Linked DNA regions of Homo sapiens: all the other regions are linked to region 3. A link is an interaction called in ENCODE POLR2A ChIA-PET data of the cell type or tissue named here. Cell type or tissue: Caco-2. All regions are shown on one strand. Links, peaks and the distances in the headings refer to the core of each region. The heading gives the core; the rest is flanking DNA. Region 1 overlaps BCL2L2-PABPN1 (BCL2L2-PABPN1 readthrough). Region 2 overlaps SLC7A8 (solute carrier family 7 member 8). Region 3 holds the start of RNF212B (ring finger protein 212B).

The links. ChIA-PET counts read pairs that join two places held together with the same protein. Peaks named below come from ENCODE experiments on the same cell type or tissue, not always from the same donor. Only the 100,000 strongest peaks of a DNase experiment are listed, where the experiment ranks them.
Region 1: POLR2A ChIA-PET joins it to region 3 with 9 read pairs; 8 of 35 experiments call an interaction of 5 or more read pairs at or near these places.
Region 2: POLR2A ChIA-PET joins it to region 3 with 7 read pairs; 4 of 35 experiments call an interaction of 5 or more read pairs at or near these places.

Annotation. Positions count from the first base shown.
Region 1 is chr14:23,325,950-23,332,770 of GRCh38, forward strand. It overlaps BCL2L2-PABPN1 (BCL2L2-PABPN1 readthrough), which reads left to right. Exons shown (of 8, transcript NM_001387346.1): 8 at 1-214. PABPN1 (poly(A) binding protein nuclear 1) reads left to right here. Exons shown (of 7, transcript NM_004643.4): 7 at 1-214. Among named protein-coding and RNA genes, the nearest start is that of PABPN1, 7.9 kb to the left of the region's middle. RefSeq lists a silencer at 2,244-2,333. In Caco-2, for the core only: a CTCF peak has its summit at 2,239 (motif pointing right); a DNase peak (open chromatin) is centred at 2,262.
Region 2 is chr14:23,168,348-23,175,434 of GRCh38, forward strand. All of the region lies in intron 1 of SLC7A8 (solute carrier family 7 member 8), which reads right to left. Among named protein-coding and RNA genes, the nearest start is that of SLC7A8, 12 kb to the right of the region's middle. RefSeq lists an enhancer at 3,687-4,188. In Caco-2, for the core only: no CTCF peak of the experiment used is centred there; DNase peaks (open chromatin) are centred at 3,484, 3,971 and 5,584.
Region 3 is chr14:23,235,587-23,242,673 of GRCh38, forward strand. It overlaps RNF212B (ring finger protein 212B), which reads left to right and starts at 2,350. Exons shown (of 15, transcript NM_001282322.3): 1 at 2,350-2,469; 2 at 4,759-4,859. The coding sequence starts at 4,760. RefSeq lists a silencer at 2,040-2,404. In Caco-2, for the core only: no CTCF peak of the experiment used is centred there; a DNase peak (open chromatin) is centred at 2,285; H3K4me3 peaks cover 1,425 bases.

The DNA.
Region 1 (6,821 bases), core at 1-5,000, 90 kb after region 3:
GGGGGGTTTAGGGGTGTTTTTGTTTTTCAGTTGTTTTGTTTTTTTGTTTTTTTTTTTTTTCCTTTGCCTTTTTTCCCTTTTATTTGGAGGGAATGGGAGGAAGTGGGAACAGGGAGGTGGGAGGTGGATTTTGTTTATTTTTTTAGCTCATTTCCAGGGGTGGGAATTTTTTTTTAATATGTGTCATGAATAAAGTTGTTTTTGAAAATAAAAATTGTTTGGCCTTTTGGGTGTAAGGATTATTTATCTTCCTATTCTCTCTTAGATCGCAGATGGCTATTAATTCTGCCTTGTGGTAGAAGTACTGGTGTTGTGGAAGGGAGGTTGCCACTTGTGAATTAAGGAGTAGGAATTACATTACAACTAGCAGGAACATTATGTGTTTAGTTGAGAATGATAGGTTTTCTGGATAACATGTAACCCTGATTGGCATTTGAGAGAGAAATAAGCCTGGGAAAGTAAAAGAATAGCTGAATTGGGCCGGGCATGGTGGCTCACTGCTACAATCCCAGGACTTTGGGAGGCTGAGGTGGGCAGATCACGAGGTCAGGAGATCAAGACCATCTTGGCTAACATGGCGAAACCCCACCTCTACTAAAAATACAGAAAATTAGCCTGACGAGGTGGCGGGTGCCTGTGGTCCCAGCTACTCGGGAGGCTGAGCCAGGAGAATGGCGTGAACCCAGGAGGTGGAGCTTGCAGTGAGCCAAGTTCACACCACTGCACTCCAGCCTGGGTGACAGAGTGAAACTGTCTCAAAATAAAAAAAGGAATAGCCGAATTACTGACCTAATGGCGCTTTTGTGTGCTCCTGATACAGCTTACGTGCAAATGAACTATCCATGCCTGCAGCCCTAGAGCTTTGGATTGGGGTCTGGGTAACCTTGTCTTTGGGGTCTCGCTATGTTGACCAAGCAATCTTCCCATCTTAGCCTCCCAAAGTATTGGGATTACAAGTGTGAACCACTGCACCCAGCTACCTTTTCTACCTCAAGGTGGGCCCAAGAAATGCAGAAGACAAAATACACTTAGCTAAGAGACAATCGGAAAGCTTGTTTTTCCAACCATGCAGTAACCATTTAATGTGTCCAGCTAACTTATATTAATTGGATCATTTATTTTTTTGAGATGGTCTTGCTTTGTCACCCAGGCTGGAGTGCAGTGGCTCACTGCAGCCTCAACCTCCCGGGCTCAAGTGATCCTCCCACCTCAGTGTCCTACATAGCTGTGACTATAGGTGCCTGCCTTCACACTTGGCTAATTTTTTGTAGAGACAGTTTTGCTGTGTTGCCCAGGCTGTCCCAAACTCCTGAGCTCAAGCAGTCCTCCTGGCTTGGCCTTCCTATAGGCGTGAGCCACAGCTCCTGGCCAGGATTAGTTTATTAGGACTTCACAACTGGCTTTCACTGTTTTCATATCTAAATTTTGTCTTGGGCATCCTAATTTCTCCATTTTTTATTCCAGTGTCAGATTGGTCTTAAAACTTGAACACTACATCACTAGCCAGGTTGAACCTTCAGACTTCATTACCTATAGAATTTCTTAGTATTTCAACCTTACTATTTTTTCATTTACTTCTCAGGATGTTTTGTTCACAATTGCCTCTGACCTGGATGCTCTTCAAAAATCATATGTTAAAGAAATGGCTCTGTGGCCGGGCGCAGTGGCTCACACCTGCAGTCTCAGCACTTTGGGAGGCAGAGGTGGGCGGATCACTTGAGGTCAGGAGTTTGAGACCAGCCTGGCCAACATGGTGAAATCCCGTCTCTACTAAAAATACAAAAATTAGCCAGGTGTGGTGGCATGCACCTGTAGTCCCAGCTACTCTGGAGGCTAAGGCAGGAGAATCGTTTGAACATAGGAGGTGGAGATTGAGGTGAGCTGAGACTCAGCCACTGCACTTCCAGCCTGGGTGACAGAGCGAGACTCTGTCTCAAAACAAACAAAACAAAAAACTCTGTTATATCTGAAGCCTTAACCCACCTCTCAAATTGCAGTATTTTCTAAAATCTCATGTCAGTGTTATCCACCACATATTTTAGGATTTGGTCATTTATTCTACTTTCTGTTATGGGTTAGGCATTTGAGGTCTATCTTTTCTCCTAACTAGATTCACCTAAAATAGTGCCGTGATCTCTGTGGCTTCTGCAGAGGCTGATTAGTGAGGGTCTGGATAGTGTTCAATATAAACTTTTTACTGGAAGAATGAAACAGCCTAAGTGACTTGTTGCTGTTAATGCTGTGATGGTCTCATCTGTCCACCAGGGGGCACTAAATGGCTGGCTCTAAAAGATCCCCATAAATTGTTGGGTATTGGAGGGTGAATCATGTTTTGACCCTTCTCTGGTTTAGTTTTCCATATTCAGTCAATTCTACCATATCTTGTCTGTTCTCTCTATTCCTACTTTCACTGCTTGAGTAACTCCCCATCATCATTGCAGGGGTCCTGGCAGATGTATTGGCTTCAAATTTTTTTTTGAAAAATAAAAATTCCTAAAAAAAGTACTTTAAAAGATAGGGTCTCGCTATGTTGGCCAAGTTGATCTTGAACTCTTGGCCTCAAGCAATCCTCCTGCCTCGGCCTCCCAAAGTGCTAGGTTTATAGGCGTAAGCTACCATGCTCAGCCTCCAAACTTCTTATTGCCAAAAAAAGCCCTCTATGATGCCACCAATAAGTACAAAGTCCAAACACAAGCATGGAACTACAACCTTTTTCAATCTGATCCTGATTACATTTCTCTTCCAGATCCTGCCCTACACCTGATGTACTATGCATTGTAGTTGTTATTTATTTTCATGTATCCCTCATGCTGTTCCCTCTAGCCTGCTATGCTCATTCCAACTCTTCTATGAAAATCACGCATATCCTTCCAAGTGTAAGCCAGGTACAACAGACATGAAGCCTTTCCTGATTTCCAAGTCAGAAGTAATCACTCCTGCAGTCAGGACAAACTGTTCCTATCCCTGTTTAATATTTACTTTGTGGTTTTATAATGAAACTAACTACATTTCTGTTTTCCCACTAGAATGCAAGCTTCTTCTTTTTTTTTTTTTTTTTTTTTTTTTTTTTTTTGAGACGGAGTCTCGCTCTGTCGCCCAGGCTGGCCTGCGGACTGCAGTGGCGGGATCTCGGCTCACTGCAAGCTCCGCTTCCCGGGTTCACGCCATTCTCCTGCCTCAGCCTCCCGAGTAGCTGGGACTACAGGCGCCCGCCACCGCGCCCGGCTAATTTTTTGTATTTTTAGTAGAGACGGGGTTTCACCTTGTTAGCCAGGATGGTCTCGATCTCCTGACCTCATGATCCACCCGCCTCGGCCTCCCAAAGTGCTGGGATTACAGGCGTGAGCCACCGCGCCCGGCCGAATGCAAGCTTCTTGAGGGCATCAATTGTGACTTTGTGTCTGCCTCACAGGGCCTGCCATTTAGTAGGTGCCCAAAAGTTGCTTATTCACCCTGGGCTTGCCTTTCCTGTCCTGGAGAAGGCGGTAACAACAATAGTGTTGCCTTTTACCTGGAGCTGGTAGTTTTCTTCCTCTTTTTTTTTTTTTTTCCTGAGACGGAGTTTCACTCTGTCGCCCAAGCTGGAGTGCAGTGGTGCCATCTCAGCTCACTGCAACCTCCACCTCCCAGGTTCAAGCAATTCTCCTGCCTCAGCCTCCTGAGTAGCTAGGATTACAGGCATGCGCCACATGCCTGGCTAATTTTTTGTATTTTTAGTAGAGACGGGGTTTCAACATGTTGGTCAGGCTGGTCTCGATCTCCTGATCTCGTGGTTAACCCACCTCGGCCTCCCAAAGTGCTGGGATTACAAGCGTGAGCCACCATGCCCGGCCTTTAGTTTTATTCTTATAAGAGTCAGACTATTTTACTTAAAAGAGACTAGGTTTAGAGGAAGAAGCATGGAAAGAAAGTTACTTTCCTCGGGCAAGCTTGGTTATTTTTGGTGGATGATTTCTGTCAGTCACTCCTGATCGGCTCTCTGTTAACTGAGGGATAGAAATGAGCCCAATCTCACTGGAGTTCCATGGGAAGAAAGAGACTGGGAGAGCCTGTGTATAAAACCTGTCTGGGGTGAGGGTCTGTGAGTCAGAGATCCTTAGAGGGCCTTTGGATGATGCAAAATAAACCGAGGCAAGCCAGTGCTTTTTAAGGTAGGATTTGCCCAATCCGACGTTGGCAATGGAGAAAAGAAACAGTTGGTGGGTTTTTACAATAATATTGCTGCTTTCCTTGTTTTTATGTATGGTTAGAATGAGCAGCCTTTCTCAAATTATGATCACATTTTATTATTATTATTATTTTTTGAGATGGAATCTTGCTCTGTCGCCTAGGCTGGAGTGCAGTGGCACGATCTCGGCTCACTGCAACCTCTGCCTCCTGGGTTCAAGCGATTTTCCTGCCTCAGCCTCCCGAGTAGCTGGAATTACAGGTGTGTGCCACCACGCCAGGCTAATTTTTGTATTTTTAGTACAGACGGGGTTTCACCATGGCTGGTCTTGAACTCCCGACCTCATGATCTGCCTGCCTCGGCCTCCCAAAGTGCTGGGATTACAGGCATGAGCCACTGCACCCGGCCTTATTATTATTTTTTAATGGAGACAAGGTCTTGCTCTGTTGCTCAGAATGAGCAACAAATTCATATCTCACTGAAACCTCAAACTCCTGGGCTTGAGCCATCCTTCCACCTTAGCCTCCCAAGTATCTGAGACCACAGGCACATACCACCATGCCTGGCTAATTTTTTGTTTTTTTATTATTTATTTATTTTTTTGAGATGGAGTCTTGCTCTGTCACCCAGGCTGGAGAGCAATGGAGCGATCTTGGCTCACTGCAACCTCAGTCTCCCGGGTTCCAGCAATTCTCCTGCCTCAGCCCCCCAAGTAGCTGGGACTACAGCCGTGCACCACCAAGCTCGTCTAATTTTTTTATTTTTTAGTAGAGATGGCGTTTCACCATATTGGCCAGGCTGGTCTTGAACTCCTGACCTCATGATCCGCCCGCCTCAGCCTCCCAAAGTGCTGGGATTACAGGCATGAGCCATCGCGCAGGGCCAGAATTTTATTATATTTTATTTTTTGTAAAGATGAGATCTTGCTATGTTGCCCAAGCTGGCCTCAAACTCCTGGGCTCAAGTGATCCTCCCACCTCAGCCTCACAAAGTGCTTGGATTACAGGCATAAGCCACCATGCCTGGCCCAGTATTCCTTTTTATGGCTGACTAGTATTTCATTGGATATAACACATTTTGTTTCCATCATCAACTGATGGACATTTGGGTTGTTTCTATTTTTTTGGCTATTACAAATAGTCTGGCTCCAAACAACTGTATAAGTTTTTGTATGAACATATGTTTTCATTTCTCTTGGGTATATACTTAAGAATGGAGTTGCTGGGTCATACTGTGCTATGGTTTGAGTGTTTGCACCTCCACCACAATCCATATGCTGAAATCCTAACCCCCAAAGTGATGATATTAGCAGTTCGGGACTTATGGGAGGTCATTAGTTCATAGGAGAAGCCCCAAGAGCTACCTTGCCCTTTTACATCACGTGAGGATACAGTGAGAAGGTACCATCTATGAACCAGGAAATGGGATCTCACCAGATATTAAATCTGCCAGAACCTTGATATTGGGCTTCCCAGTCCCCAGAACTGCAACAAATAAACTTCTGTTGCTTGTAAGCCACCCAGTCTACCTTATTTTGTTACAGCAGCCCAGATGAATGGACTAAGACCCATGGTAACTATCTTTAACCTTTTGAGGAACTGCCAGACTGTTTTCCAAAGCAGCTGCATCATTTTACATTTTCACCAGCAATGTATGAGGCTTCTGGTCTCTTTACATCCGCACCAAACTTGTTATTGTCAATCTCTTTGGCTATAGCCATCCTAGAGGGTATGAAGAGGTATCTCATCGTAGTTTTAATTTGCATTTGTCTGATGACTCAAAGATGTTTAGCATCTTTTCATGTGCTTATTTGCCATTTGTATGTATGTGTGTGTGTGTATATATATATATTCAGATTCTTTGCCTTTTTTCTTTTTTGAGACTGGGTCTCACTCTGTCCCTCAGGGTGGAGTGCGGTGGCCCAATCACGGCTATTCACAGCCTCAACCTCCCCAGGCTTAGGTGATCTTCCTACCTCAGCCTCTTGAGTAGCTGGGACTACAGGTGCGTGCCACCACGCCCGCCTAGTTTTTAATTTTTCTAGAAATGGGGTTTCGCCATGTTGCCCAGGCTGCTCTTGAACTCCTGTCTCAAGCAATCTGCCCGCCTCAGCCTCCCAAAGTGCTGGGGTTACGGGGATGAGCCACCAAGCCTGGTCCTCATTTTTAAAGTAGATTGTTTTCTTGCAAGACTTCTTTTTAATTTAAAAAATTTTTTTTTTTTTATTTTTAGAGATGAGGTGTTGCTATGTTGCTCAGGCTAGCGTACACAGGCATGGTACTCCAGTGCATGCCATAGTGCACTTCAGACTTGAACTCCTGGCATTAGGCAAACCCTCTGCCTCAGCCTCCCCAACAGCTGGGACTACAGGTATGCATCAGCATGCCCAGCCTTCCTTTGCTGAATACTGAATACTGAAGACTAGACTTATCAGATATATGATTTGCAAATATTTTCTTCCATTTTGTGGGTTCTTTGCTTGCTTTTTTTTTTTTTGAGATGGAGTCTCGCTGTTGCCCAGGCTGAAGTGCAGTGGCGCGATCTCGGCTCCCTGCAAGCTCTGCCCCCCAGGGTTCACGCCATTCTCCTGCCTCAGCCTCCCGAGTAGCTGGGACTACAGGCGCCCGCCACCTTGCCTGGCTAATTTTTTGTA
Region 2 (7,087 bases), core at 639-5,638, 67 kb before region 3:
CCCCTTCCAGTGATTCTTCCCCTGCCAAACTGCTGTTCTCTGGACAATATCAAGTGCTGGGAAATGAGAGATCTAGAGACAGGTTTGCTAATAGTGCTGAAAGATGATAGTAAATTCCTTGCCTAGCAGGAAGTTATCAAAAGAGCGATCCATAGGGAATTTCAAAGCCAGCCAAGACTACAGCAATAAAGCTAGGGTTATAAAACCAGCTCAAGGAGTTAGAAAAACAATCAATAGCAGCAGAAAAACAAGGTTTGACTTTGGTCTTTAAGGTACTGAAAAGGGAGGAGTGTATAGCTAGGTGCTTCTTAGAGCCAAGAATGGCTGTTGCAAGAGGGAAAATGAGGATGGGTGTTATTTAATAGATCCCATCTTCTCAGGAATGAAGAGTGTCAGTGTTCCACTAAGGGTTCGTAGAAAACAAACACTGCAGCAGGGATCAGTAAGTGCTTCTCTTCTGTTTTCACTCTGACATTTCGAGTATGTTCCCTTGTTCTAGGCCACAGGAGCCACTGGAAGATGGGACATGCAACACTAACTGCCCACTTCTTGCCTTTGCTTCTTGGAGGCCCCAACCTTTAAGAACTCTGGCAGAGAGCTGCCAGAGTGATTGCGAGGGTCACAGTAGATCGGCATTGGAATAAGAGTCCTCACTTCATAAAAATTGGGTTTCTGCCCCCAAAACCTTATTTTTGACCAAATTAAAATTACAAAGATAGGCCAGGCATTGGTGGCTCATGCCTGTAATCCCAGCACTTTGGGAGGCTGAGGCAGAAGGATCACTTCAGTCCAGGAGTTCGACACCAGCCTGGGCGATATAGGGAGATCCTATCTCTAACAAAAAAATTTTTTGTTTTTTAATTAGCCAGACATGGTGGCATGCGCCTATAGTCCCAGATACTAGAGAGGCTGAGGTGGGAGGACTGCTTGAGCCTGGGAGGGCGAGACTGCAGTGAGCTGTGAGTGCACCACTGCACTCTAGTGACAGAGCAAGACCCTGTCTCAAATAAATAAATAAATAAATAAAATTACAAAGATAAAAGCTAAAAAAATATTGAGCTACACTAGTATAAACTAAGTGCTAGGGAACAGCCTGTCGCCCAGGCTGGAGTGCAGTGGCACGATCTTGGCTCACTGCAACCTCTGCCTCCCAGGTTCAAGTGATTCTCGTGCCTCAACCTCCCCAGTAGCTGGGATTACAGGTGTATGCCACCACACCTGGCTGATTTTTGTATTTTTAGTAGAGATGGGGTTTCACCATGTTGGCCAGGCTGGTCTCGATCTCCTGACCTCAAGTGATCCACCCGCCTCGACCTCCCAAAGTGCTAGGATTACAGGTGTGAGCCACTGCGCCTGGCCTACCATCTCCAATTTATAGGGGAAGAAAGTAGGACAATTATTATTCCTATTTTTCAAGTGGGAAAAATGACGGTATTATTATCCCTATTTTATGGATGAAGAAACTGAGACCTAGAAAGGCAGTTATTTGCCTAAATCATAGGGTGAGTTTGTTGTAGCTGGACCGGAAGCTAAATCTTCTGTCACAGCCTCCAGCTTTTCCCTGATAATAAAAGGTCTTCCTAATACACTGGGGTCAGTCTTCTATGCTGTACTTCATAGGCAATGGGAATGGTTCACAGGAGGCACTTATTGAAGAGTTGGAACACAGATCTGATTCCTTCCTTCTATTGCAGTACCACCTTCAGTGGGGATTTATAAAACATTGATATCCATTACCTTACTTGATCTCCTAAGTACTTTCTTAGGTGCAGAGGGCAGGTCATATCATTCCTATTTTACCATTGCAAAAACTGAGGCTCAGAGAGGTGAAGGGACTTTATCAAAGTCATGCACTGCATAAGTAGCAAGGCCTGGATGAGAAGCTAAGTCCTTGGACTCCTGGTCCAGACTTTCCTCCATGATTCCATGCTGCCTCCCCTCTGGAAACTGCACAACAGACACTTTTCCAGTTGGGCTTTTCAACTTGGACACTGTCTAAGTGAGACTTTCCTGGAGTGGCTTTGAAAAAGACGAACTGGGAAAAGGCTTTTCTACTTTGACTATGAACCTACCTATCTTCCTTCCTTCCTTCCTGTCTCTGTTTCTTTCGTTCTTTCTTTTTTTTTGTTTTGAGACAGTCTCACTCTGTCACCCAGGCTGAAGTGCAGTGGTGCGATCTCAGCTCACTGCAACCTCCGCCTCATGGGTTCAAGCGATTCTCCTGCCTCACCCTCCCGAGTAGCTGGGATTACAGGCGTGTGCCACCATGCCAGGCTAATTTTTGTATTATTAGTAAAGATGGGGTTTCACCATGTTGGCCAGGCTGGTCTCGAACTCCTGACCTCAGGCAATCCGCCTGCCTCGGCCTCCCAAAGTGCTGGGATTACACGCTTGGCTGTGGGTCTCACCACTCTTTCACCCAAGCTGGAGTGCAGTGGTGTGATCATAGCTCACTGCAGCCTCAAACCCCTGGGCTCAAGTGATCCTCCTGTTTCAGCCTCCCAAGTAGCTAGGACTATGGGTGTGTGCCACTATACAAAGCTAATTTTTATGTTTTTCGATGGGGGGAGGGGGTCTCACTATGTTGCCCAGGCTGGTCTCGAATGCCTGGCCTCAAGTGATCCTCCTGCCTTGGCTTCCTAAAGTGCTGAGATTACAGGCACGAGCCATCCTGCCCGGCCAACACACGTTTCTTGATGAGATATAGGAAGAAAGTTGATTACTGTGGGTTTTTTCCTCCAATGTTTTAGCTTAGACTCATTGTCTGTAAAGCCACTTAGAATGAGACGCACATCCGTCTGGTATTGCTGAGGTACTCAAGGTTAGAGTTTTAGTCCTGCTTCTATCCTCCCCAACTAATAAAGTAATCATCTTATCACGCAGATCTTCTTTAGTGAAGAATGAATTCTAGGATGCCTGGACAATGAAACCCAGTTTGGCTTGTTCTGTCAAAGAAAAACCAAGCAAATCATTTCATTAAAAAGGAGCCATGTTGTCTCAATGGGCAAGTCTTCACTAGAAAAATTGCCGGAATTGAGAAAACCCACATTTGCCGTGAATAATCACTAACTCCCCCATCTGTAGACCAATACCCATGTGACTCCCATTAAAGCATTACTCACATCTAGGCTTGTCCACACGAGAATGTTACAGCCATCAAAGAATTTCCTAAGGCATAGAATTACAGAGTTCTGATGCCCAACAGACCCTCAGATCCAAAAGGCTTTGGCCTTCCTTACTCATGCTAGCCTTGAAATCTAGCCACAGCCTCCTCCTGGGGCTTCGAGGTTTTGGCCATTTCCATGATGTCCAGAGAAAGCTAGGTGAACCTGCTTTGTGTTTCTTCCACAAAGTGGCTGAGAGGATCTCAGAGCTTTTCAGGACTAAGGGAACAGCGTGAAAGCAGGTCTGGCATGTGGGGCCCAGGCTTTGATCTTCACGCCAGGCCTGGAAGCTCACCATGCCTCTCACCCTGTTTACACTTTCCCATCGGGACTGTACAAACAGCTCCTCAGGGGTGGTAGCAGGTCAAGACTCTGACACATGCCCTGAGGAGTCAACATCTTCTGCAGATTGAGATGTGGAAGTCACTGCAGAACACTGCTCTTCTGGATTTCTTATTGAAAGCATGAAAAGGGCACTAGACTTAGAGCTGGAGGAGAAACTTTGTCCCTGCTTTGCTATGTGACCTGAATTTTTCTGAAAATCAGTCTCTTCATCTGCAGAATGGGAGTAATTGTTCCTGCCCTGCCTACCTCAACAGGGTTGTTGTGGGGAATCAAGGGAGAGGTTACATGTGAGGCACTTTATGATTTGTGAAACGCTAACAAATGTAAGGAATGGCTAGGATTTGTAGCAGTAGGGACAGAGACCAGCCCTAGAAGAATTCAATGGACTTGCTTTGGAGGCTTGGCTCCAAAACAGCACTGTACAGCCAGGACTGTGAAACATTCTCTGAGTCATTTGTCTGCTGGTCTAGGTGTAATTTGTAGATGCCGCAGGTGGGCGGGCAGCAGGTAATTGCATCTCAAAAGGTATTTATTGAGCGCCCACTCTGTACATGCTTGTTTTGGGAGGTAATTGGGAAACACTTGTTCACACATGGACTTTTAATGAAACGGATGGAGCCAACTACCAGCTACTGAAAGACAGGCATCGTAGCCTGGGGGTGGTGGGGGGCTGAGTGTTGCGCCCTCAAATAAGCCCATGAAGGACCCACATCTTGCCTCCAGCATTCCCGGCCCAACTGGGGAGCCAGGCATCCACAGTGAGAGGCTTTGTCTTCCTTGGTGGTTTTCAACTGAGAACAACTTGTCTACCACCTCAAGAAGACAGCTGGCCGTATCTGGAGACACTTTTGGTTGTCACAATGAGGGTGGGAGAGCTACCAGCACCTCGTGTGCAGAGGCCAGTAACACTGCTAAACATCCTACAATAGACAGGATAGCTTCCCACAACAAAGTATCTGGGCTTCATTGAAGTTTGAAGGTAGAACAGGGCTTCTCAACCTCAGCACTGTTACTTTTGGTTAAGCTCTAATCCCTTTCAAATTTGAGCCTGGATGATTTTTTTTTTTAAAGCTAAGCCCAAAAATGTAGTATTCATGGGAATAACTCATTTTTAAACAGAACAAAATTTTCATTGTGGTAAAGACACGTAACAAAATTTACCATCTTAACCATTTTTAAGTCTATAGTTTAGCAGTGTTAAGTATATTCACATCGTTGTGAGGCAATCTTGAATAATGATTTGTTTTTGACTGACTGCTATTATTCAATACTCACCATGTACTAGGTTATAGGATGTGAAAGTGAGACACAGTGCCTGGTTTCAAGGAACTGTGTGGAAAGGGAAGACACATGTGCACAGACACAGAACTGATACCACCACGCAGAGCAGAAGCTGCATGAGGGCTATTGCAATATATGGCAAGATTTTAATGGGTGGAAAAAAAATCACTGGCATGGGCTGTTCAGAAAAGTCTTCCTGGGAGAGGGGAGTGTCAGACTGATGCTGATGAGTGAGTAGACTCAGCTCAGCAAAGAGAAAAGGAAAAGCAACCAGCTGGTTGCTAAGCAGATCAGACTTGGCCTGAAATGGTCAGTCTTCTTACTGGATCAGTCCAACTGAAATTTCAGAACCAAAATTATTGAGTTTGTGAGTTGGGGGTGGGAACCACTAATCATCAATGGTTCCCCCCATTCTACAACATACTGATGCACTCTGGTATCTTCCAATAAATATTCATTTCTTTCTCTCCTCGAGTTAAAGGAGTGCAAGGGCTTTGTTTTATTTTTTAAATTTTTACTTTTTTTTTTGAGACAAGGTCTCACTCTGTCACCCAGGCTGGAGTGCACAATCACAGCTCACTGCAACCTCTGCCTCCCAAGCTCAAGCAATCCTCCCACCTCAGCCTCCCTAGTGCTGGGACCACAGGCGTGTGCCACCCCACCCGACTAATTTTTAAATATTTTGTAGAGGCAGGGTCCCACTGTGTTGCCCAGGCTGGTCTTGAACTCCTGGATCCAAGTGATCCTCCCACCTCAGCCTCCCAAAGTGCTGGAATTACAAGTATGTGCCACCCCACCTGGCCAGCTTTGTTTAAATACTCCACAAGAAACTTCCATTGCACAGCTAAGTAAACTGATAATTAGCTTGCTCAAGATTACAAAGATTGTAAATAGGGAAGCGGTTTGCAAACTTAAGACTATCTCTAAAGCCCATCTTTTTCTAATCAGTGGTTCCTCCCAGTCTATGGCATGCCGATGCAAATCATGGAAAAATTCACTCTAAACTTTCTGCTTTCAATATCAGGGTCCAAATACCACCTTAAGTCAACCTGACCTGTCTTTATCAGCTGCTTACTAAACACTCTCTGCAGAACTGTACTCTTAAAAAGCACTGAAGTATTTGTGCATTTCCTAAATGTACAAACAAGCACCTTTAAAACGTGGAGACAGATGAGAAAAGTAATAATTCTGCAGCAGTGGTACTCTTTCTGAGTAATCTGCTTTTGCAATGTGCAGTTCAGTGTGAGGTTGCCTGGTCCACCTTCAGACATTGTGAAACCTTCTCCCCAGAAGTGATGTCACTGCTAATGCTGAGGATATTTAAAGCAGGGAGCAAACCAATGGGAAGACATGTGACTGTGACAAAGATGAGGGATGAGATGTGATCAATAGAGCTTTTCAGCTCAAACTTCACTCATTCTATAAATAAAACAGCTTAAAATAGACTTGAGGGATTATTTTGCCTCCTAGAAATAAAATTCACCAGTGCTCAGGACAAGGCCTAGAATATAATGTGCTCGGTGAGTGTTTGTTAAAATGTGGAATAATTCTGAATCCTATGTCCAGCTGCTCCCACTCCTGCAGCAGAGAGGAGCCTGCAGTTTGCCATTTCCAGATCTCCAGGGAGAAGGGATCTGGGGGCCTGCTCTGTAGACGCGTTCTGGAAGGGGAAAGAAGGCATGGTCCTCCATGCTCTGTATGCTCAGCGGGGAGTTAAACATTGGAAAGAAACAGTTTCTAGCCCCCTGGGTTCCTGAATGGCTCTTATTTTCTGTAGTTTGGGATATACTCCTGGGATCATTTGCATGTGCCTGCTTTTCTAGATCCATCTCCCTCTCCTACAATAACAACAAAACAACAACAGACATTCCTGAGGCATTTCTTTGAAGGCAGCTGTGCTGCTGGATTACCCATCAAAAAGACAGAAAACCTCAGTAGCCTGGCAACTTGAGAAGCCCCAGCCAAGATGCCCCACACCTCTACCCCACTTCAATAAGCTGATTTAACTCAGAAAAGTGTATATATGGTGCTGGCCGCTCTTGAGAAGGTTATTTGGTTTGGGTACAGTGGTGTTTTGTGTTTGTTTGTTTGTTTGTTGTTGTTTTGAGACAGAGTCCTGGAGTAAGCAGTAGTGCAACTTGGCTCACTGCAACCTCCATCTCCTGGGTTCAAGCAATTCTCGTGCCTCAGCCTTCGAAGGAGCTGGGACTACAGGAATCTGCCACCACATCTGGCTAATTTTTGTATTTTTAGTAGAGATGGGGTTTCACCATGTTGGCCAGGCTGGTCCCGAGCTC
Region 3 (7,087 bases), core at 7-5,006:
AATTAGACCTTTGGAAAACTTGTACCTGCAACTGACAGCTTGACAGCTTCCCAAGACTCAAATACTTACCTGATGAGATAGATAGTGATATTAACAAAAGTGATTTTTTATATTGTGTAATGAACTGTGTCAATATTTAATATTGTATAACAAAATGCACTGATGTGTATAACTCAGTGAACCAAAATTTTTGAAATGACCAGTTTGGTCTAAATGTATGATGTTACAAAATCGTGCATGGGCAAAAGATCCATTTAAAGTGCAAAACAGACCAAATAATTTTAATGTAACCGGCTATAAAAAGTTCATTGATATGGTTCAGATCCCACTTTGCAATCAACTTTTAACTCAGACTTCCTGAATTTTTATGTGATATCAAAGAGAAATGTTCACAATTATCTGAAAAGGCCATTTAAATACCATTCTCTTTCCCCACATATTTGAGTGAATCCAAATGTTCTTCACACACTCCAACCAAAACAGCGTACTGCAAAAGTTAATGCAGAAGCAAATATAGGACTCCACCAGCTTTCTATTAAGCTACATAGCAAGAGATTACAAAAATGTAAAAACGATGCCACTCTTCTCACTAAATTTTTCTTGTTTTGGAAAACATATTTTCCATAGATTATTTATATTAACATTTTGGCCAGGCGCGGTGGCTCACACCTGTAATCCCAGCACTTTGGGAGACCAAGGCAGGTGGATCATGATGTCAGGAGTTCGAGAGCAGCCTGGCCAACACGGTGAAACCCCGTCTCTACTAAAAATAGAAAAAATTAGCTGGGCGTAATGGCAGGCGCCTGTAATCCCAGCTACTCAGGAGGCTGAGGCAGGAGAATCGCTTGAACCCAGGAGGCGGAGGTTGCAGTGAGCCGAGATGGCGCCACTGCACTCCAGCCCTGGCGACAGAGTGAGACTCTGCTTCAAAAAACAACAACAACAACAACAAAAAGCAAAAAAACCCCAAACAACAACAACAAACAAACACACATTTAATGGGGTTTATTATTGTTTTCAAATAATATTTAAAAATTTCAAATAATAAATATTTTAAAATTTCTCACTTTTAATTGCTAATTTGGTAAATATTGGTAGATGCAATTTACATAAACAAAAGCTCTTTGGAGGGTCTTCAATAATTTTGTAAAGGAAGCCTGAGACCAAAAAGTTTGAGAACTACTACTCTAAGTGGATTCCTCAGGAAAAGCTCATTTGCATGCTTTTTGCCAGTGGCCTTTATACCTGAACACAATATAAGGGGATATAAATTTCTGGGATCATAGTTTCCGTGAAAATCTGGAAAATGTTGTTTCATTGTTATCTAGAATGCTTCTGTGGAGAAATCTGATGCCAATCTTATTCTGTCTCTCTCTTTTTTTTTTTTTTTTGTTTGAGGCAGTGTCTTGCTCCCTCAACCAGGTTGGAGTGCAGTGGCGTGAACACAGCTAACTGCAGCCTCGACCCCGTGGGATTAAGTGATACACCTGCCTCAGCCTCCCTAAGTAGCTGGGACTACGGGCACCCGCCACCACACCCGGCTAATTTTTTTTTTTTTTTAAAGACGGAGTCTCTCTCTGTCTCCCAGGCTGAAGTGCAGTGGCGCGATCTCGGCTCACTGCAACCTCCGCCTTCCGGGTTCAAACGATTCTCCTGCCTCAGCCTCCTCAGTAGCTGAGATTACAGGTGCGTGTCGCCACACTCGGCTAATTTTTGTATTTTTAGTAGAAGCGGGGTTTCGCCATGTTGGCCAGTCTGGTCTATAACTCCTGACCTCAAGTGATCCGCCCGCCTCGGCCTCCCAAGGTGCTGGGATTACAGGCGTGAGCCACCGCCCCTGGCCAAAAATTTCTGAATAAAGGTTGACTTTTTTTAATTGAAATTTGTTAGTTCTCAATTAATATCACACTGTTCTTTGTCCGCATCATTTTTAAATTTTCCTGTTTCCGATTTTACGCTATTCTTTCAAAGCACCCATTATTTTCATTTCATTTTAGAATATTAAGCAAAAGTTTTCGCCCACTTTATGACCACAATTTATATTGCGTTCTCATCGTTTATTGGAACATTAATTAGGTTTTATTTTCACCTTTTTGTTTCCACAGTAACATGTATGGGATTAGGTTACAGTGTTTATTTGTCCCCAATCTTTTAAGTGAGGTGAATTTTCCTGGGCTGCTGGGAAAAGTCTCCTACACCCCTCTCCCGCCACCGCGAGCCGCTCCTAGCCCAGTGACAGCCTCTGCGGGCCCCGCCCACGCCCCGCGCACGCCACGGAGCCACGCCCACTGATTTAGCATACCGCCAGGCCCCGCCCACACCTCTCACACCGCCTCGGCTGCGCCCAGCCTCTTTCCTCACCCGGTGCCAAGCCAGCTGTTTACTTTCCCGCCATGTCCAGCTCTTCGTGAGGAGAACTGGATGATTTCCTGAGATCTGAGGCTTTCTGGAATCACAGCGGCCAAGCGGGTAGGGAGTGTAGCCAGAAAAAGAACTGAGAAGCTTGAGACGGCTGAGGCCCCATCGCCTCTGGAAAGCAGGGGAATTTTGCCCTCAGGGTCGCCTTAATCACCCTGTTCACTGCCTTTTTTATGTTGGGCTCATCTGGTCAATTCAGGGGATGACATTGTTGCTGCCCTTAAACAAACCTGGGCATATAGAACGGGGCCTTTTCAGTGGTTTTTTAGACTCACTTGCTGGTGAAAGTTAGTGTATCACGATCGAACAAATAGGACAACGAAGCTCGTGGCACTGTGGGATGCGTTTGCGTTGAGCTGTTTATTCAGTACATTTTTTATCGTAAATCTTACGAAGTTTGTATCCCTCAGCGGTTACACACACACACACATCCTACGAAAAGTCCCGGTGCAGTGACTCCCGCCTGTAATCCCAGCACTTTGGGAGGCCAAGGAAGGAGGATCGTTTGAGTCCAGGAGTTCCAGACCAGCCTGGGTAACACAGAGAGGCCTTGTCTCTACAAAAAATAAAAATAAAAATAAAAAATAGCCAGGCGTGGTGGTGCTCGCCTGTAGTCCCAGCTACTCCAGAGGCTGAGGTGGGAAGATCGCTTGAGCCCAGGAGTTCCAGGCTGCAGCGAGCCCTGATCTGCCACTGCACTCCAACCTGGAGACAGAGCCAGACCCTGTCTCAAAATAATAATAATAATAATAATAATAATAATAATAATAATAATAATCCCACAAAGAAACCTTACAAAGTCACATTTACTCAGGTATTTAACAAAGTATATGAAATTGGTATTGGCAGAAAATACAGGCTATATGATTACCATGTCTAACACAAAAGTTATTTAATGTGGGAGCAAGAACTTTACATGGGGAATCAGGAGACCAATAACTAAAGATGGAACTTTCGACAAGTCATTTAATTTTACTGAATATCAGGTACCTCTTTTGAAAAATGTTGGGACTGAACAAACATTAAGTAATTTTTCAAAGTCCATATCAGATCTATGATTCTGAGTTTCTTTTTTTTCAGATGGAGTCTCACTCTGTCGCCCAGGCTGGAGTGCAGTGGCACGATCTTGGCTCACTGCAACCTCCTGGGTTCAAGCAATTATCATGCCTCAGCTTCCCAAGTAGCTGGGGTTACAGGCGTGCACCACCACACCCAGCTAATTTTCTTTTATTTTTAGTAGAGACGGAGTTTTGCCACGTTGGCCAGGCTGGTCTTGAACTCCTGGCCTCAGGTGATCCACCCACCTCGGCCTCCCAAAGTGCTGGGATTACAGGTGTGAGACACCATGCTTGGCCTGATTCTGAGTTTCTGCAGAAGAAAAGTATATTTCCTTCTGTGGAAGGAAAGTATACAAGCTGAGACCATACCATCATTCATCAGCCCTATTTCCCTTAGATAAAATGTGTCCCAAGTGGCTAATATGTGATCTTCTCTTTCTGGTTCACTACCTTCTCTTGGCTCCACTCTCACCATATCACAGGAAGTAGTTAAAAAAGAAATGGACGATTCATTTTTTGTTTTTATATTTTTAGGATTGTATTTTCTTTTTTCTTTTTCTTTTTCTTTTTTTTTGAGACGGAGTCTGGCTCTGTCGCCTAGGCTGGAGTGCAATGGCACGGTCTCAGCTCACTGCAACCTCTGCCTCCTGGGTTCAAGTGATTCTCCTGCCTCAGCCTCCTGATTAGCTGGGATTACAGGTGCCTGCCACCATGCCCAGCTAATTTTTATATTTTTAGTAGAGATGGGGTTTCACCATGTTGGCCAGGCTGGTCTTAAACTTTTGACTTCAGGTGATCCACCTGCCTCGGCCTCCCAAAGTGCTGGGATTACAGGCGTGAGCCACTGTGCTTGGCCAGGATTGTATTTTCTAATTACAAACTGGCACATGTATTAATCCAGAAAACCTGGGGGAAAAAAAAGTAAAGGAAAACACACACACACACACACACACACTCATAACCTCACCACTCAAAAAAAAAAAAATCTCACCACTGTCTGTCCATTACTTTTCTAAATGTGTGTTTATATGTATATATATATACACACACACACATTTATATATAAAATGTTATAACAACCTGCTGTTATAAAAAGCAGTCTGCTTTTTTTTCACTGTATATGTACATATACTTCTTTACAACCAATTGGAATACCCACAATGATATGCCACATCCCAAAAAGCTATCAGAAGCTAAGCAAGCACGGTTACATAGATTTTGGAACAGCTATAATTATGTTATTCTCTAGGTTATTCTTACTCTTTCTCTTTATCTGCTCCAGAATGGATTGGTTTCATTGCAACCAGTGCTTCCGAAAAGATGGGGCCCATTTCTTTGTCACCAGCTGTGGCCATATTTTCTGTAAAAAGTGTGTGACTCTGGGTGAGTGACTCAACTGTTTTCAGATTCAGGGAAAAATGTTTTCATGTAAGGATGTAAGGAGTAGCCATTTCTATGTGTGACTTAGGATAAAAATCACTTATTAGGTCAATGGTGATAAAGATACTGTAGGAAACTGTCAATTTTAGAAATTGAAGGAATCCATTAATAAAGAATGGTCCTAAATTATTTAGCAAATGATTTAGCAAATCTATTACTTGAGGACTAGAATGTACTCGTTAGTGTTTTGAAGTCTGGCAGGGAAAGCCACAAGGCATCAGATTCTTCAGGGAAAAGAGATAGAATAAGTATAATGGATGGGAATAGAGGAAAGTTTGGCTGATAGAAGAGCCATTTCTAAAGGGGAAGTGGTCTAGTCTGTGACATCAATTTGATTAGAAATGATGATGATGATACCTTTGCAGCTTAAAAAGCAGTTTCATATCAACCAATTTTATGTAAGCCTCACCACAAGCCCAGGTGGTAATTATTAGTAGAATCATTTTACAAATGAAGAGACTGGCTCAGAGAGGATAAGTGATTTGACCAAGTTCTTATTGCTATTAAGTCTTAGAAAGGATACTTAAATTTCAGTGTCTTTTTTTTTAATGCTGCAATACTTACAAGGTGTGTAAATCCCTAGAAGAGGGACTTGGGGTAGGGTGTTTTGATCACGGAAGACTTCACAGAAGGAGTGATTCTTCAGTAGGGTTTTGAATGATAAAATGGAATTTGCCAAGTGGATAAGGCAGGGAAGATTTATTCTAGTTTAAGAGAACAGCATGTACAAAGACATATTACATCACAAAACCATAGTGCAGGGGACTACACATAGTTGAGATTGTTAGAGTATAAACAGTAAGGTAAGAAGTGGTGAGAGATGAGGCTAGTGAAGTAGGCAGTGTCGGATGATGGAAGGCTCTATACACTGGGCTAAAGAGCCTGAACTTCATCCTGCAGGTGATGGAGACCTGTGGGAGTTTTTGTTTTGTTTTGTTTTTGACATAGTCTCACTTCGTCACCCAGGCTGGAATGCAGTGGCACAATCTTGGCTCACTGCAACCTCTGCTTCCCAGGTTCAAGCGATTCTCATGTCTCAGCCACTTGAGTAGCTGGAATTATAGGCATGCACCACCATGCCTGGCTAACTTTTGTATTTTTAGTAGAGATGGGGTTTCACCATGTTGGCCAGGCTGATCTCGAACTCCCGGCCTCAAGTGATCCGCCTGCCTCAGCCTCCCAAAGTGCTGGGATTACAGGTGTAAGCCATTTTTTTGTTTTGTTTTGTTTTAAGAGAAGAATGTTATGTACTTTCTAGCTCACTCTGGCAACGTTACGGACTGGGAAAAAGAAAAACCTGGCCGGGCGCAGTGGCTCATGCCTGTAATCCCAGCACTTTGGGAGGCCGAGGCGGGTGGATCACAAGGTCGGGAGATTGAGACCATCCTGCTAACACGGTGAAACCCCATCTCTACTAAAACTACAAAAAATTAGCCGGGCATGGTGGCGGGCGCCTATGGTCCCAGCTACTCAGGAGGCTGAGGCAGGAGAATGGTGTGAACCCCGGAGGCAGAGCTTGCAGTGAGCCAAGATCGTGCCACTGCACTCCAGCCTGGGCGACAGAGCAAGACTCCGTCTCAAAAAAAAAAAAAAAAAAAAAAAAAAGAAAAGAAAAAGAAAAAGAAAAACCTTTAGTCCCCAGAGAAAGAACAGTCAAGTTAAGTAGCCTCAGGGGAAGGTTTTTTCTCTGTACCAATCTCATGACCTTTTAAAGTTCGCTAATGTAAAAAGCTGTTTACTATGGTAACAGCAGCTCACTTTGGAGTGGTTTGTCTCCGTGAAGCATATGCCATGTGATGTTTTCTCCTGACATGGCATTTGTCTTAATCAATGACCAGTCCCACTACTAAAATTTCACTTTACAGGGAAAGATTAGGAATCTTAATTTTTGCTTCTTTCAGATTGGGTTAATTGGGGAATGAGAGTAGCAGAGCTTCAAAGCAAGATTAACAAATATTAGCAAAGTGATGACAAGGTAGGCATAACTGGGGACTTTCTTACAGTGCCCAATGTGTGCCTGCTGTCAGGTCAATAGAATAAAAAAGAGTAACTTAAAGTTAAGATCTTTGGTATCTTGTACTCTTCCTCACTCTTGTAAATGTACTCCAGTACTTCTGCTGGGAGTTTAGAATTGTCCCTTCTGTCCCACAGAAGAAAATTGGGAATTTATA